2 separate regions of the Homo sapiens genome follow, and region 2 is linked to region 1. A link is a contact called in ENCODE Hi-C or POLR2A ChIA-PET data. All regions are on one chromosome and are shown on one strand. The core of a region is the stretch at or near the end of the contact, and the rest is flanking DNA. Distances in the headings are between cores, read along the strand shown. Region 1 overlaps PRKG1 (protein kinase cGMP-dependent 1). Region 2 overlaps PRKG1 (protein kinase cGMP-dependent 1).

Region 1 (3,242 bases), core at 542-3,041:
ACTTAAGCAGGGAAATTTGAGGAGAGTTTATTAAAAGGACTATTTACATGTGGACATGTTTTAAAGGAACTGATAAAGAGTAGTGCAGAGTCTCAGGTCTGTTCACCACCACTGGCCTAATGGGAAAAGCTCAGTCCCTGGAATAGCTGTGAAGCCAGAGCAGTCAGCAGAAGGCTCTTGCCCTGGTCAGGGTGTAGGATCACCATTTCCTGGCATTGCTCTGGCGGACCTTATGTTTTTCCCTGCTGTGGTGTATGTGCAGGTGCCTACCTAGTTCCCCATGTTCTTCCTCCTCCCTGGACTCATCGTCTGTACAGAGACCTAAAGAAATTGTTTTCCCTTTTCTGGACATCAGCCATTTTTCTGTGTTGATTTGTTGCTTCTGAAGACCTTCATTAGATAGATCTTTCCTGATGTAATCCATCATGGCATGGGCAGTTTCATTCCCCATAGTGCTGGTGAGCATTTGGCAAGGTCTCTTTTCATATACCTGTGAACAAGGACTATGGGCCTGATGCCAAGACTTAAATGCACCTGGAAATGCTAATTAATTGGTAGATATCAGTAGATATACTCCTAGAGAAGCAGGGCTGGAAACGGAACAATTACATTTGCAGGAGAGTATTACTTGACTTCTTATATTGCCTTCTGCCATTTTCCTGGTTAATTTCTAAAGACTCTTCTTACTGCTTTGGTAAATAAATTATTCTTAGACCAATGATGCTCAGAGTGTGCAGTAATTATCCCTAACAAATGTAACAAACGAGTTTTGAATTTTGTTCTATTGTGTTGATGTTGTCATGTTTTGTTTCTTTTGCAAGCAATAGAATCTTTCTTGGCCCAATGTTCAAATAACCTTTTTCTTATTTGAGCACATATAAACACACAATCAATAAAATTTCCCAAGAAGGAACAACATAAATATTTTAAAAATATATCATAGATACTTTACATAAAATGTAATACCTATGGGACTATTTAAAACTTATTAGTTATTTGATTAGATTTTCATTTATTTATGTGGCAAATTGAAATTAAGGAAACTAAGCATTTGAATTGAGTGTAGGAATATTCCCTTTCTTCCTTTTTTTTTTTTTTTTTACCATTTATATTGTCAAGGTGAATCCAAGATAATGATTTGTTGCAGGTAGCCTGAAATCTCAATATCATTTCTGAGGTCACCCTCATGTCTAGGGGGATATGTAGAGTAGATCATATTTATTTATAGAACATTCAGTGGTTCTTTCTCACACACACACACTCTGCCTCCTCCTCCCAATTCCCCCTGCTGTGGAGTCTCTATTGCAAAGAATCCAAAGGCCCCGTTTTAATTGCTCTTTACCTCTAAATGCCTTAAGGGATCCCTAGAGGGATGAAACACAGTAAGGTTTTTGTTTTCTTTCCTAACTTTTAAACTTATGTATTTTCAAATTACTGGAAAAAAAGACTACATTTTAGCATGTTTGTAATGAAAACCTTCTTAACATAAAAAATTATCCTACTATCCTTTTAAAAGAGATTGATACCTTGTCATAATTTTTCCGTTTTATAGCTGTTTTATAGTCACTTACTGGAAAAAAATGTCTGTGAGCTCCTCAGCTGCTTGAGGTTACCTTATCATTTTTTTTTTTTCTACAACCGAGATTGTATCTTTTTAACTGCAAACTTCACAGTGGAAGCGTTTTCCTTTGTGAATACTGGGACTACATTCCTGAGCCTTTGGATATACCAATGCAGACTGCTGCCTTTCCTTCTCTAGAAAGTCAGCCAAGCATAACACCAAGAGTTGATTAGAATTTTACTGCCCCTGATTCACAGACCTTCGCTTTTCCTCTTCTCCCTAGCTTCCCTTTGCTTAGCAACAGGAATGTGGCAAGCACTGTACTGCCAACAGATTTCTCTTTTGCTCTCCTATTGAAAAGAACTTAAGGATATAAGACAGCCCATAAGACATCACACATTTTACTAAATTAGATTTTTTTTACTCTGAATATGAGAGGCTTCCTCTGGCCACAAGATTTTCACAATATTTCTAGTTGAAACTGACTTAATCATATAACAACATCTGGGTCCCTGTTATCTAGTGAAATTAGCAGAATGTCAGCAGCCAGCAAAGTGCCAATGCATCTTTCAACTACAACTCTGCCCCCTTTCCCCCAAACCCTGGCACTATTTTTATAAATTTAAGTAATCTAGGTCAGGAATTAAGGCCTTCCTTGCAGTAGTTAAAAGTAATTTAGAGATGTGCACACTATCTTCCTTACTCTGTTAATACTGAAGATGTTGTAAATTCAGTGTGTCAATTCAATACTTCTCTTCTTTGAGCAAGGTGTTGTGTTAGACACCAGGCATGTAGCAAGATGAATGAGATGCAGTCTCTGCCTTTGAGGAGTGGAACAGACATGTATATAATTTATTGATATAATCTTAAGCAGAATATATATATTAGGTTGCCAATATTTGACCTAAAAGTGTAACAACCTCATATGATACAACCTAGTAAAAAGTGTTCTCATTGTGCTAAGAGAACACTGAGACTGAAGACCTTAACTGTAACTGTTGGAATTTGAGAAGGCTTCATGGGAAGCATATCATTTTAGTAAGGCTTCATAATATGGGTGGAACTGGATTCCCCTTAAACCAACCTCCTTCTGTACTAGAGAGTAGGAAGCTTGATCAAAGAAATGAAGAGCAAAAGCTAGGAGTTATACTTAGATAATAGCAAACAATCCAGAATGGCTTGAGCAAATAATTCATAGGTGGGGCAAGGGAGGACAAATATGGCTGAGACAGTACATTGGTATCAGACTCCATTGTATTATTAGGCTATAGAGAAGCCTCAAAGGTTTTGAGGAAGGGAGCAGCAAATTCATAGCTATGCACCTACCATTCCACTGTCCTTGAGATTTGCACTTGCTGCTCCGCAAGATGGACTGACTTTCTCTGACCCAGAAAGTTAATAGACAAATTTGACATTATCTTATAACAGCCATTTTGAAACAAATATCAACATTTATAAACGAGTCCAAAGTGAGGTGGAAAAGGAACTAATAAAAAGTTGTTTTGATAGAAACTGAAGCTGAAAAGAAATGGGAGCAGAGGTTGCAAACCCACATGCCCACAGGATCCAGACAGCATAGATAGAGAGATAGCACTCCACAAACTCTGGCCCAAATCCAGCCCACCTCCTGTTTTTGTAAATGAAGTTTTATTGGAACACAGGCCTATTTTTTTTCACATAT
Region 2 (3,242 bases), core at 423-2,922, 120 kb after region 1:
ATTACTTTAGAAATTGTTATATTAAAAATAAGAGGGAAAAACCTAAATTCCCTTTATAAGGAAAATACCTAGCCAAGCTCAAATGGATGGATTTATATAAAAAAATTTCAGGAAAAACCTATAGATAGAAAAAAATAATAATTCTTTGGTGTAAATATCTGAGAAATGTTTCATTTATCTGGGTTGAATTTGTAAAATAATTGCTCAGATAGACTCCCTGGAGTGGCTTTATCACGATTAGGAGTTTAGTTCTCAGCTTTACAGATTCAAGAAGTCAGTATTATCCAAGTTGATAAGGCTATGAAGTCTGACTCATGTGAACCAAATGCACAAGGGATTCAAATATAACCACGTAAACTCTATATAATAAGTAGAACAAATAATTACCATTTACTGAGTGCCTACTTTAGTAACAGTTATAATGAAAGGTTCTTTTCCTGCTGGGATGTATATATTAGCACAGAAAATCAATTTGGAGCTGGACAGTGATGAATTTAAGTCTCTACAGACCATTACTAGCTCTATAACTTTGGGTTTTCTTATCTGTCGGGTGACAGAATTAAGTCATAAAATTGATCTAATATGTGTAAATCACAAAGCACAGTATCTGGCACATGGTAGGCACACAGTAAAATGCCTGTTGTCACTATCATCATCATCTTCTTCGTCTTGTTTTCACCACTCATCATCATTAACAACATATCTAACAGATCCTATTCTGTCTGATTCAAAGCCCAATCTCTTTCCATACTGTCATCCTCCTGTAGGAGCTGGGTTGACTAACCAGCACAATTTGCTCTAGAGGAAATCCTGCACAAGGAATCAAATTATAATCAGAAGGCAGTTAGTATAATGTCATGAGATAAGAGGAAATCAACTTAATAATCTTAAAGTTTGTGGCTTCCAACTCTGGGTGCTTGATACATCTGTCTCTACAGTGGAGCAGTCCTGCCATTCAGCCCCAATAAATTGGTTAATTTTGGGGGGCTGAATATTCTAATAATTTTAATTGTTTCTGTTTATTTCTAACAACATGTGGTGAAAGGATGCTGAACATCAGGATCACTGAGGAGCTTTTGTAGAAATGCAGAATCTCAGCCCAATCCCAGAGCTGGTAAATTAGAATCTGCATTTTAACCAGATTCCTAGGGGATTCAAATGTACAATCAAGTTTGAGAAACATCATTTTTGGGGGATATTCCTTAGTATCTCTCTTAAGTACCTAGTCTCATCCACTATATGCATATTCTTACTAGTTTCCCTTCAATAGAATAAACTTATCCCCAAGTAATCTTATTTCCAAGCTGCATAGCTTTGTACTAAATCTTTTTTTTCCTCTCCATCACTATACGAAAAAAAAAATTGCTGTGTAAAAGAGACTAAATAAAAAAAATTGTTTCCAGGTCTTTGTTTAAAAACGACTCTATCACTCAAGTTCTATATCTTGGCAGATGGCATCATTTATATTTAAGGGAAAAGATAGTTTTATATTATTTGGTTCTACTTTTTAGAGTTTGCGTTTGCATGAGGTAATTTTTTTATTTTTGGTCATCTCTTTGAAGTCTCTCATTTTTTTCTCATTTTATTTCTCTGGTATAATTTCTCTGGTATGATTCCTCAATCACTGCTGCTGAAGGAAGTGCAATGTCACCCTGACACCAACCAACTGGAAACCTGGCAGTGCTTTTGGAAATTCTTTGTCTTTCAGTTTTTCCTAGTAGAACATGGAGTTCATCTGTGTTTGCAACCACTTATAAGTGGATATTAAAAAGCCACCAGTTCCTTCTTAAATCCACTTAGATTTTAAAGAGCATTCTATAATCAATGAGTTTGGTCTCCAAGAAAACAATGTTCCTGTCAAGACAAGCTTTAAAACTTTGGAAGCGTCTGATCAGCCCATACTTTATGGAGATAACTTCTCTATAACCTTTCAAGCTTCTACTTATTTACTCTTTTCTATAAATTAGTAGACCTGATAACATACCTATCTGTAAATACAGTTATCTCCAGATTCTATCTCTCTGTTAAGTTAACATGGCAATCTGTTTAAACAAACTGGAGGTCCTTCTTGGCCTTCAAATTCATAGAACTAAGACACACTATTTAAATGTTTGTGTGTATTTGTGTTATACATCCATATATATCCTTACTTATTTAGACAAGATTATAAAAAATCATTTCTCCAGCATGTACATGAAAGCTTTCTTCAAAATTTCTTCATTTTTTTCATGTTCTGAATCAAGTCTCTCATTATTTTAACAGAAAATAGAAAGTAATTTTACCTCATTTTTCTAAGCCTTGTTGTTTAGAGAGGTAAAAACACATGTCTAAGTCTACCCTTCCGACCCCTCCGACCCCCTGCAAAAATTAATGACTAAACCAAGTGTTGTAATCCAGGTGTCTTGGGTTCTGAGCCATTGCACCATTAAATAACTCACATCATAGCAATTGGATGGGGAATTTTAAATTCATTAATTTATCATTTAAGAAAACCAGTGAGGGATTACCCATTTGTTTTACTAGGTTTTTCCTCTCTTTGAGCAGTTTCATTTAGAAACTAAGACTCTTTTTTTTCCATGTTGTCAGAAGAGCTAAAAAGAAAGTATTTTCAGCTCCACGGATTTCAACAGGGAGGCTTTTAACAGTTATGCTGCACGTATCCAATTAGCTTGTGAAATCTTATCTCTTCTACCAGTAAAAAGGGCTCAAAAAGAAAACATTGAAATTCCAAAAAGAGCAAGAGAGTGTTTTTGGCAACAGGGTAACTCAACTGAAAGAGAGCTTACTAGTTAAAAATGGTAATTTGGGCATTTTGTTTTCCTTTAAAGAGGTGTGTCGATATGCAGAAGTAGGAACCAAATGTGCGTATGTACAAATGCTGCTGAGGGAACATCTCTTATGATGCCCAGGGCTGGAATTTACTCCTTTTTTCTTTTTTCACACTTAACAACTAGCTCCATAAAAGGAATTAGACAAGAGTCTTTCTAGTGATAGATACTATGTTTTCCTTCTTGTTGCGTCTGTCCCCCTTATTTTTATACCTTTCATCCTTTTTAAAGTCCTTTGATTTGCTAATTTCTCTATTCCATCTAAAGCAAGCAAAGACTGCTTATTTTTGGAGTAGAAGAACTTCAAAGTCTCTACCAATTTTGAGATGTAAATTGCTCTTCTGTGACCTAATATATGATTAATACAGCACAACTACTAACACAGTGTTTTTTGGTCCAGTAGTAAATTGGTAT

What was found. Hi-C counts contacts between places; a loop is a spot of excess contacts on that map. ChIA-PET counts read pairs that join two places held with the same protein, here RNA polymerase II (POLR2A). Pooled maps may share reads with other maps.
Region 2: a loop to region 1 is called in a map of heart left ventricle, with 2.0 times the contacts of the local background. The contact joins two enhancer-like sites. A Hi-C loop is called at or near these places in 1 of 168 maps with a recorded cell type or tissue (heart left ventricle) and 1 of 50 pooled maps. POLR2A ChIA-PET finds 5 or more read pairs at or near these places in 1 of 52 experiments (naive thymus-derived CD4-positive, alpha-beta T cell).

Annotation. Positions count from the first base shown.
Region 1 is chr10:51,243,225-51,246,466 of GRCh38, forward strand. The region is part of intron 2 of PRKG1 (protein kinase cGMP-dependent 1); the gene reads left to right. Among named protein-coding and RNA genes, the nearest start is that of MIR605, 55 kb to the right of the region's middle. Within about 2 kb of position 1,792, at least 2 of the 41 ENCODE cell types and tissues checked have a DNase peak (open chromatin) inside an H3K27ac peak, as active enhancers do.
Region 2 is chr10:51,364,564-51,367,805 of GRCh38, forward strand. All of the region lies in intron 2 of PRKG1 (protein kinase cGMP-dependent 1), which reads left to right. Among named protein-coding and RNA genes, the nearest start is that of MIR605, 67 kb to the left of the region's middle. Within about 2 kb of position 1,673, at least 3 of the 41 ENCODE cell types and tissues checked have a DNase peak (open chromatin) inside an H3K27ac peak, as active enhancers do.